Regions from separate parts of the Homo sapiens genome. Here region 2 is linked to region 1. Evidence: read pairs that join two places in POLR2A ChIA-PET (ENCODE). Cell type or tissue: K562. All regions are shown on one strand. Links, peaks and the distances in the headings refer to the core of each region. The heading gives the core; the rest is flanking DNA.

Evidence for each region. Peaks named below come from ENCODE experiments on the same cell type or tissue, not always from the same donor. Only the 100,000 strongest peaks of a DNase experiment are listed, where the experiment ranks them.
Region 2: POLR2A ChIA-PET joins it to region 1 with 6 read pairs; 7 of 35 experiments call an interaction of 5 or more read pairs at or near these places.

Annotation. Positions count from the first base shown.
Region 1 is chr3:196,509,728-196,515,103 of GRCh38, reverse strand. The region is part of intron 1 of SMCO1 (single-pass membrane protein with coiled-coil domains 1); the gene reads left to right. Among named protein-coding and RNA genes, the nearest start is that of SMCO1, 2.9 kb to the left of the region's middle. RefSeq lists an enhancer at 2,664-3,164. In K562, for the core only: no CTCF peak of the experiment used is centred there; a DNase peak (open chromatin) is centred at 2,955.
Region 2 is chr3:196,455,020-196,460,395 of GRCh38, reverse strand. No RefSeq gene overlaps it. Among named protein-coding and RNA genes, the nearest start is that of UBXN7, 25 kb to the right of the region's middle. In K562, for the core only: no CTCF peak of the experiment used is centred there; no DNase peak of the experiment used is centred there.

The DNA of each region.
Region 1 (5,376 bases), core at 142-5,141:
GTAAGAGAAGAATGAAGAATAGAAATAAAGAACTGCAGACATGCTCATTAGAATTCTGTCTCTGTGGCCGGTGCGGTGGCTCACACCTGTAATCCCAGCACACTGGGAGGCCGAGGTGGGCGGATCACAGGGTCAAGAGATTGAGACCAGCCTGGCGAACATGGTGAAACCCTGCCTCTACTAAAAATACAAAAATTACCCAGGCATGGTGGCGGGCGCCTGTAGTCCCAGCTACTTGGGAGGCTGAGGCAGGAGAATCACTTGAACCCGGGAGGTGGAGGTTGCAGTGAGCCGAGATCGTGCCACTGCACTCCAGCCTGGCAACAGAGCAAGACTCCGTCCAAAAAAAGAATTCCGTCTCTATTACAGTGGTTTAAGTCTTCCAGGCCCAAACCTATGTAAATTAACAATAAAGAAAAGTCTGCTCCCAGGTGCTGTAACTCCATTGAATGTATGCATATGCTAAATCCTAGATTTACAAAAATAAGTAAAATGTGGTTTCTGCCCTCAAGGAGCTCACAGCCTGTAGGAAAGAGAAAAGTTTGAAAAACATTTACAATTTAATGTGACTGACCTTACAATGGTGATGTTCCTAAAGGTCTATGCGAACATGAAGGGAGGATCAACCAATTTTGCCTTTGACACTAGAAAAAGGAACTCTTCATATAGGGTCATTTAAGCTGGATCTTAAAGTGCAAGTAGGAGCTTATGAGGGAGAAAAATATGGGAAGGCATTCTAGGCTGAGGAAACAGTGCATATAAGCCATATGTAAGCTTGGAACCACATAATGTATTCAAGCAGCAACTAGATGTCTCGTGTAATTGGTAACTAGGATGGGTGAGGGGACTGGTGGAAGACAGGAGCAAAGGGTGAAGGCCCTTGACTTTCCTGCTGAGGAGATCCAGTTTGCCTCTGAGTATATCACTGGGCAAGCCAGGATGACATAAACCATTTGTAATCAGTTGAGTCACAGAATCGGAATTGTGTTTTAGAAGAATGTGTCTGGAGGATGGATGGGAAATGGAAAACGGGGGTCCAGTTAGGCTACGGTAATCTTGGGTCCTAGTGAAAGATGATGAGAAACTCATTTGATGGAGATGGAGAGGCAGGAATGGGTTAGAGAGACATAAATCAGGGGAAGAAAAAAGTTGAGAATTATTCTGAGATTTCTAGTTCAAGCAATTGATTGGATGGTGAGGTCATTAACGAAACTAGGGAACTGTACTAAAACAAAACAAAACAGCCTGCGCTGAGATTTGCATGTTGGTTGAGATTTATCTGGAACGGCCTCGGACTGTCCTTTGGTGAGAGGATTCCAAAGAACTGCTGCAACTGTAAATTTTTATACTGATTGACAAGCTAGACTTCTTCCCTAAGTTTCAAACTACAGATGACCTATAAGCAATATAGTCTTAAAGGTCTAAAAGTTAACACAAAATAGTATGCCAAATGGCTTTTTTTTTTTTTTTTTTTTTGAGACAGAGTCTCACTCTGTCACCAGGCTGGAGTGCAGTGGCGCGATTTCAGCTCACTGCAACCTCCGCCTCCCAGGTTCAAGTGATTCTCCTGCCTCAGCCTCCTGAGTAACTGGGACTACAGGTGTGCATCACCACACCCGGCTAATTTTTGTATTTTTAGTAAAGAAGGGGTTTTACCATGTTGGCCAGGATGGTCTCGATCTCTTGACCTCATGATCCACCTGCCTTGGCCTCCCAAATGGCTGGGATTACAGGCGTGAGCCACTGCACCCGGCCAACTTTCTTTTTTTTTTTTTGACACAGGGTCTTGCTGTGTTGCTCAAGCTGAGTGCAGTGGCATGATCACAGCTCACTGCAGCTTTGAACTCCTGGGCTGAAGCAATTCTCATACCTCAGCTTCCCCAGTAGCTGGGACCACAAGTGTGCACACCACCACACTAGGCTAATTTTTTATTTTTTGTAGAGATGAGGTCTCACTATGTTGCCCAAGCTGGTCTCAAACTCCTGGACTCAAGTGATCCACCCACCTTGGCCTCCCAAACTGCTGTGATTACAGTTGTGAGCCACTGCACCTAGCTCAAATCACATGGTTTTGACTTGTAGACAGAAATTACAGGCATATCAGGTCACACAGGCTTCTATTCCTACAAAATGAACATTTTATACTGAGTCTTATCTATGTGTAAAGCAGTGACAACATTTCTTCATAGTAATTTCTGAAGATGGGGGAGGTATTAGTAGGTTAAGCTTAGGAGAGTTGAGTTTGACATCTCCATCTTTGTGGAGATGCACAAAACATATTGAAAATACATCTCTAGGCCGGGTGCGGTGGCTCACGCCTGTAATCCCAGAACTTTGGGAGGCCGAGGTGGGCGGATCGCCTGAGGTCAGGAGTTCGAGACCAGCCTGGCCAACATGGTGAAACCCCATCTCTACTAAAAATACAAAAATTAGCCGGATGTGGTGGCGCCTGTAATCCCAGCTACTCGGGAGACTGAGGCAGGAGAATCACTTGAACCTGGGAGACAGAGGTTGCAGTGAGCCAGGATCGTGCCACTGTACTCCAGCCTGGCGACAGAGCAAGACTCCATCTCAAAAAAAAAAAAAAAAAAAAAGAAAGGAAATACAGGTTTAAAGCTTAGGAGAGATGTAGTACCTGAAGGTGAATTAGCCTAGGGAGAAATTTAGGACCAAGAATAAAAGATGATCAAGCATAGAATGCTGGGCAGTCACAAAGGTATTCAGGTCACTGGAGATACGGAAGCTCAGAGAAGTAGCATGTGTGTTGACGCATCACTTCCCTCATAACGACAATCTAGGTGGCCCAGGCATGTTTCCCTCATAACAACAATCTACTTGGCCCAGGCAAGTTTCCCTCATAACGACAATCTAGGCGGCCCAGGCAAGTTTCTCTCATAACCACAATCTAGGCGGCCCAGGCAAGTTTCCCTCATAACCACAATCTACATGGCTCAGGCAAGTTTCCCTCATAACCACAATCTAGGTGGCTCAGGCAGGTTTCCCTCATAACGACAATCTAGGTGGCCCAGGCAGGTTTCCCTCATAAGGACAATCTAGGCAGCCCAGGCAAGTTTCCCTCATAAGGACAATGTAGGTGGCCGAGGCAGGTTTCCCTCATAACAACAATCTAGGTGGCTCAGGCAAGTTTCCCTCATAAGGACAATCTAGGTGGCCCAGGCAGGTTTCCCTCATAACAACAATCTACTTGGCGCAGGCAAGTTTCCCTCATAAAGACAATCTAGGCAGCCCAGGCAGGTTTCCCTCATAACAACAATCTAGGCGGCCCAGGCAGGTTTCCCTCATAACGACAATCTAGGCGGCCCAGGCAGGTTTCCCTCATAAGGACAATCTAGGCGGCCCAGGCAGGTTTCCCTCATAAGGACAATCTAGGCGGCCCAGGCAGGTTTCCCTCATAAGGACAATCTAGGCGGCCCAGGCAGGTTTCCCTCATAAGGACAATCTAGGCGGCCCAGGCAGGTTTCCCTCATAAGGACAATCTAGGTGGCCCAGGCAGGTTTCCCTCATAAGGACAATCTAGGTGGCCCAGGCAGGTTTCCCTCATAAGGACAATCTAGGTGGCCCAGGCAGGTTTCCCTCATAAGGACAATCTAGGTGGCCCAGGCAGGTTTCCCTCATAATGAGAATCTAGGTGGCTCAGGCAGGTTTCCCTCATAAGGACAATCTAGGTGGCCCAGGCAGGTTTCCCTCATAAGGACAATCTAGGTGGCCCAGGCAGGTTTCCCTCATAACAACAATCTACTTGGCGCAGGCAAGTTTCCCTCATAAAGACAATCTAGGTGGCCCAGGCAAGTTTCCCTCATAAGGACAATCTAGGTGGCCCAGGCAGGTTTCCCTCATAAGGACAATCTAGGTGGCTCAGGCAAGTTTCCCTCATAAAGACAATCTAGGTGGCCCAGGCAGGTTTCCCTCATAAGGACAATCTAGGTGGCTCAGGCAAGTTTCCCTCATAAAGACAATCTAGGTGGCCCAGGCAAATTTCCCTCATAATGACAATCTAGGTGGCCCAGGCAAGTTTCCCTCATAAGGACAATCTAGGTGGCTCAGGCAAGTGAATTGTGTTGCTCCAGTCTTTGTGGTTAATTAGACATAATGCTGGTGCCACAGCAGCCTCTGATGATCATGGCTGTTCGGAGCTACTCAAATCCCCATTTTGGGTTACAGAACTCAGCATTTCATTCTCATCAAAGATGTCAATCATACAGGGAAACTTTTATTACTGTGCAAGACCTTTGCTGGGTATTGGGGGACAGACATAAAGGTATCTAAGAAATAGTCTCTGATTCCTTCCCTCCAAGAACGTAGTTTAGTTCATGAAAGGCTAACCCTAATAGTAAAGCAGGAGGCGGGAGATGGGTCCACAGAGGCAGTGCTTGTAAGCGAGACGCAGGGGGGCAAGGAGATCACCAGGTAGATGGGGATTCAAAAAGGCAGTGGATTTGAGCTGATTCTGGAAGAAAGGATAAGAGTTGGACAATTAGAATCGGGTAGAAAATAGGGTATAAGCCATATGTAAGCTTGGAACCACATAATGTATTCAAGCAGCAACTAGATGTCTCATGTAATTGGTGACTAGGATGGGTGAGGGGACTGGCGGAAGATAGGAGCAAAGGGTGAAGGCCCTTGACTTTCCTGCCGAGGAGATCCAGATTATATACTGGTCTCAGCACTAGCTAACTTTATGACATTAGGTCTCAATCCTCTTGAGACTCAATTTCTTTAATAGTAAAATAGTAAAAATGACTGCTTTACTTTTTATGGTTGCTGTGAACACCAAAGTAATGCTTACATAAAATATTCTCTAAATCGTAAGGTATAGCCCGGGCATGGTGGCTCATGGCTGTAATCCCAGTACTTTGGGAGGCTAAGACAGGTGGATCACTGGAGCCCAGGTGTTGAAGACCAGCCAAACATAGCAATACCTGGTCTCTACAAAAAATATTTTTTAAAAATTAGCCAGGTATGGTGGCACACAACTGTAGTCCTAGCTACTCGGGAGGCTGAGGTGGGAAGATCACTTGAGCCTGGGAGGTAGTGATTGTGCCACTGCACTCCGGTTTGGGTGACAGAGTGAGACTCTGTATTAGAAAATAAATAAATACATAAAGTATAAGGTATAATACAAAAACAAGACACGACAGGCAATTCAAATAATTAGACAATTCAAAAGTTTGCAATATATGGAATGAAAGGACAAGGATGATGGCTAGAGGGAATGGCAAATGGAGCCATTTGTTGAAACTTTCAAATTCAAATAGCTACCCATTTTCCCTTCATAGTTTAAAGTAAAAGTAAAAAAAAAAAAGTTATCCAAATTTGGTAATGGTTGTAAATAATGTATTAGAGCCTCAGCTTAAA
Region 2 (5,376 bases), core at 314-5,313, 55 kb after region 1:
TGCTGCTGCTACCTCTGAAATGTCCCAGTGAGTCTACTTCTAGAAGAGCTGGAATAATTTGGAGGCTGGAGTCAACTGGCACTGCTGGGCAACATGGACAAGAGGAACAAAGAAGAAAGAAGCCTCCTTGGCCAGGCGCAGTGGCTCACGCCTGTAATCCCAGCACTTTGGGAGGCCGAGGGGGGCAGATCACTAGGTCAGGAGTTCAAGACCAGCCTGGCCAACATGGTGAAACCCCGTCTCTACTAAAAATACAATAAATTAGCCAGTGTGGTGGCACACGCCTGTAGTCCCAGCTATTCAGGAGACTGAGGCAGGAGAATCGCTTGAACCTGGGAGACGGAGGTCACAGTGAGCCGAGACCATGCCACTGCACTCCAGCCTGGGTGATGCAACAGGACTCCGTCTCAAAAAAAAAAAAAAAAAAAAAGTAGCCCCCTTTTCCTTTCCTCCTTCCTAGAACCGCTTATTGATAGAACTTTACAAGAAGCCAACTGGCAAAGGAGTCTGGGCAAATGGTTTTTATATCAGCAGAGTTTAGAATGGCAGGCTTGACGCTGCAAGACAAGAGGGGGAAAGAAAACACACCAGAGATGTTTTCCTTTAATAGATTCTGGACTAAGGTGTCTTGAAACGTCTAAGGCAAAAACCTATAACGCTCCTATCTAGACAAGATGGGTGTTAGTATGTGTGGAAAAATGATGCTTATCCACAAATTCCCAGGAGAAGTTAAGCCTCATGAAGGATCTATAGGAGAAAACTGGAGAACCTTTATTTTCATTTATTTTATGTTTTTGAGATGGAGTCTTGCTTTGTCACCCAGGCTGGAGTGCAGTGGCATGATCTCGGCTCACTGCAACCTCTGCCTCCCAGGTTCAAGTGACTCTCCTGCCTCAGCCTCCTGAGTAGCTGGAACTACAGGCGCTCACCACCATGCCCAGCTAATTTTTGTATTTTTAGTAGAGACGGGGTTCCACCATGTTGGCCAGGCTGGTCTCGAACTCCTGACCTCAAGTGATCCACCCGCCTCGGCCTCCCAAAGTGCTGGGATTACCAGCATGAGCCACCGTGCCCGGCCACCTAGAGAACCTTTAAGTACCTGCAGAAAGCACTTCCAATTCTTTAGTTTTTGTTGTTGTTGTTGTTCTGATTATGTCCAGAGCTGATGATTCAGAGAATAAGATTGTGTCTGCCATCCCCATACACAAACGGGTGGTCACCTAAAGCTACCATTGTCCCATTTTCCTATGCCCCTACAAGCCCTACAAATCCCACAATTCCTCACCTACCAGGTGAACCCTCTTTGAAATTTCCTCCATAGGAAATTAAGCCATCAGACATCATCACTAAATTCCCAGAGCTCCTAGAAGGATACAATCCAGAAATAATAGAACACCAGGATAAGATTTGATCTTTTTTTTTTTCCCAGGCTGGAGTGCAGCGGTACAATCTCGGCTCACTGTAACCTCTGCCTCCTAGGTTCAAGCGATTCTCCTGCCTCAGCCTCCAGAGTAGCTGGGATTACAGGCGCGTGCCACCACGCCTGGCTAATTTTTGTATTTTTAGTAAACATGGGATTTCATCATATTGGCCAGGCTGGTCTTGAACTCCTTACCTCAGGTGATCCACCCACCTCAGCTTCCCAAACTGCTGGGATTACAGGCGTGAGCCACTGTGCCCAGCCTGATCTGTCTATTAAAAGGAGGGCATTTGCCAGGCACAGTGTCTCACGCCTGTAATCCCAGCACTTTGGGAGGCCGAGGTGGGCAGATCATGAGGTCAAGAGATCGAGACCATCCTGGCCAACATGGTGAAACCCCGTCTCTACTAAAAATACAAAAATTAGCCAGGCATGATGGCAGGTGCCTGTAGTCCCAGCTACTTGGGAGGCTGAGGCAGGAGAATCGCCTGAACCTGGGAGGTGGAGGTTGCAGTGAACCGAGATCACACCATTGCACTCCAGTCTGGGCGACACAGCAAGACTCCATCTCAAAAAAAAAAAAAAAAAAAAAAAGGAGGGCATTGGAATTAATTAAAAATAGATCATAATGAAGTAACTCTCCAGAGTAAACCTACATTACAACAAATCAAGAGAGGGGAGTTGTGTAACAATCCTAGCAAGAGGCACTGACATGATATTAAATCAACTTGGTTTTAACATGTGAGAGAACCTTTCCACCCACAAAGAGCTCGAGGTGCTGTAATTTGTACAACACTATTATCAGTTTATTGACTTGAAAACGGTGCTTAAAAATCTCAGAATCTCAAGAATAACTTCTGGAAAAGCATCTTATAAACAAAAAAAAAATGAATTGATTCCTTCTACTGGCAAATGCTTAGAAAACATTTTAAATCTTTTATTTGGATAAAGCTAAAAATACATGAATTTAGCTAGTTTGATTTTAGAAGACTTTAACTTTTTAAACTAATAGTACTTTTTATTTGTTTTTTACTTGCCAAGCATTGGGCGCAAACCAGTAGTACTTTTTAAAGCATGATCTTAAAAACAAATTTTCCTTTGGGGCTGAGAAGAATAGGTCACAGTCTGAAAAAAAGATGAGGGCTAATTATCTCAGACTTAGGTCTTTAGAGGAGGAAGTGGCAATTTTAATGTTATGTAATAGCAAAAACCCTAAGTTTCTAAGGCAACCAAAAAGGTTCTGAACTAACCACTGCTCTTTTCTTTGGCTTTAAAAAATCATTCGTGGCCAGGCCCGGTGGCTCACGGCTGTAATTGCAGCACTTTGGGAGGCTGAGGCAGGCAGATCACCTGAGGTCAGGAGTTCGAGGCCAGCCTGGCCAACATGGAGAAACCCTGTCTCTACTAAAAATACATTAGCTGGGTATGGTGGTGCACACCTGTAATCCTAGCTATTCGGGAGGCTGAGGCAGGAGAATCGCTTGAACCCGGGAGGCAGAGGTTGCAGTGAGCTGAGATTGTACCACTGCATTCCAGCCTGGGCAACAGACCAAAACCTCTGTTTCAAAAAAAAAAAAAAAAAAAAAAGAGAAAACATTTATTATGAATGGGGTTGAGGTTAGGTTTTTGTCCCCCAGTGTTCTGAGCCATTTGTAATTATTTGAGTTATTTTCCTATTTTTCTATTGGTTTGTTGGTCGTTTTCTTCTCAATTTCTAGGGGCTTTTTTTTTTTTTTTTTTTTTTTAACAGGATGTTGCTGTTTCCCAGGCTGGAGTGCAGTGGCGTGATCATAGCTCGCTACAGCCTTGATCCCCTGGGCTCAAGCGATCCTTCTACATCAGCCTCCCTATTAGCTGGGACTACATGAGTGAGCAACAATAACTGGCTGAATTTTTTTTTTGGCAGGGTGGGTGGTAGAGACAGGGTCTCACTATGTTGCCCAGACTCTTCTCCAACTCCTTGCCTCAAGCAGTCCTACCACGTTGGCCTCCCAAAGTGCTGGGATTGTGAGGGTGGGCCACTGCCCCCAACCTTAGGTGGTCTTTGTATATTAGGAAGATTGACCCTTTCTATATAATGAGTTACAGAAACATTTCCAAATGCAAATCAGAGTTCCCACACTCCTAGGAAAAGATAGATTGTTCTATAGCTGTGCCAACAAGTAACCACTAGAACAGTTTATAAATCTATCACATCAGTCAGGGACAACTTGGTTCATTGAATACACCCCTGAAAACCAACAGTCATTGACAGCCTCATATTTTGAAAGTCAGCTCATGGCCGGGTGCAGTGGCTCTCGCCTGTAATCCCAGCACTTTGGGAGGCCCAGGTGGGCGGATCACCTGAGGTTGGGAGTTCAAGACCAGCCTGACCAACAGGGAGAAACCCCATCTCTACTAAAAATACAAAATTAGCCAAGTGTGGAGGCACCTGCCTGTGATCCCAGCTACTTGGGAGGCTGAGGCAGGAGAATCACTTGAACCCGGGAGGTGGAGGTTGCAGTGAGCCAAGATCACACCATTGCACTCCACCCCAGCCTGGGCAACAAGAGTGAAACTCTGTCTCAAAAAAAAAAAAAAAAAGAAAGTAAGTCAGCTCATATCAGTGATTTCATACCAGAAAATGCAGTTCTTTTTTTTTTTTTTTTTTTTTTTTTTTGAGATGGAGTCTCACTCTGTCACCCAAGCTGGAGTGCAGCGGCACGATCTCGGCTCACTGCAACCTCTTCCTCCCGGGTTCAAGTGATTCTCCTGCCTCAGCCTCCCAAGTAGCTGGGACTACAGGTATGTGCCACCATGCCCAGCTAATTTTTGTATTTTTAGTAGAGATGGGGTTTCTCCATGTTGGCCAGTCTGGTCTCAAAACTCCTGACCTCAGGTGATCTGCCTGCCTCGGCCTCCCAAAGTGCTGGGATTACAGGCGTGAGCCACCGCGCCCAGCCGTCAAAGGAGTTCTTGCTTGACAGCACTAGCTTTCCTAGTCTTCATTGAGAGTAAGCAGGACAGTGGCTAATGAGATTTGCAGAGAGAGACAGTAGAGACACTTCTTTCGATTCCTCTGGTTTACCTTTTTCTTATGGCAGCCACTGCTACAGCAACCAGTTCTTTCTTCTAGTTTTTTTAGAGAAAAGGTATCCCTCTGTTGCCCAGGCTGGAGTGCCGTGACGTGATCTCGTCTGACTGCAACCTCAAACTCCTGGGTCAAATGATCCTCCCACCTCAGCCTCCTAAGTGGCTGAGACCACAGCCATGCACTACCATGCCCAGCTAATTAAAAAAAAAAAAAATGGTAGAGACAAGATCTCCCTATATTGGTCGGGCGCGGTGGCTCTTGCCTGTAATCCCAGCACTTTGGGAGGCCAAGGCAGGTGGATTGGCTGAGCTCAGTTCAAAACCACCCTGGGCAACATGATGAAACCCCATCTTTACTAAAATACAAAAAAATTAGCCGGGTGTGGCAGCAAGAGCCTGTAATCCCAGCTACTCAGGAGGTGGAAGTGGGAGAATCACTTAAGCCTGGGAGGCAGAGGTTGTAGTGAGCCGAGATCACGCTACTGCACTCCAGCCTGGGCAACAGAGTGAGACTCTGTCTCAAAAAAAAAAAAAAAAATCTCCCTATATTGCTCAGGGTGATCTCAAACTCCTGGGCTCAAGCAGTCCTCCTGCCTCAGCCTCCCAAAGTGCTGGGATTACAGGCGGGAGCCACTGGGCCCGGCCTATAGTACCCAGTTGTCACTGGACTCTCAACAGCTTCTTGTGGTTGCCACCACATAGCACCTGACCTCAAGCCTGTGCCATGTGTCAGGGCTGGGATGATTTTACCCTACTCACAAGCTAATAAGTTAGCCTATTACTGCTTCATGAGTGTTGGCAGAAGACATCAAATTCCTGGTATGAGAAAAAGGACTTTATTACTCATGGCACAGCAAGCAGCAAGAATATCATGTTCGTGTCAG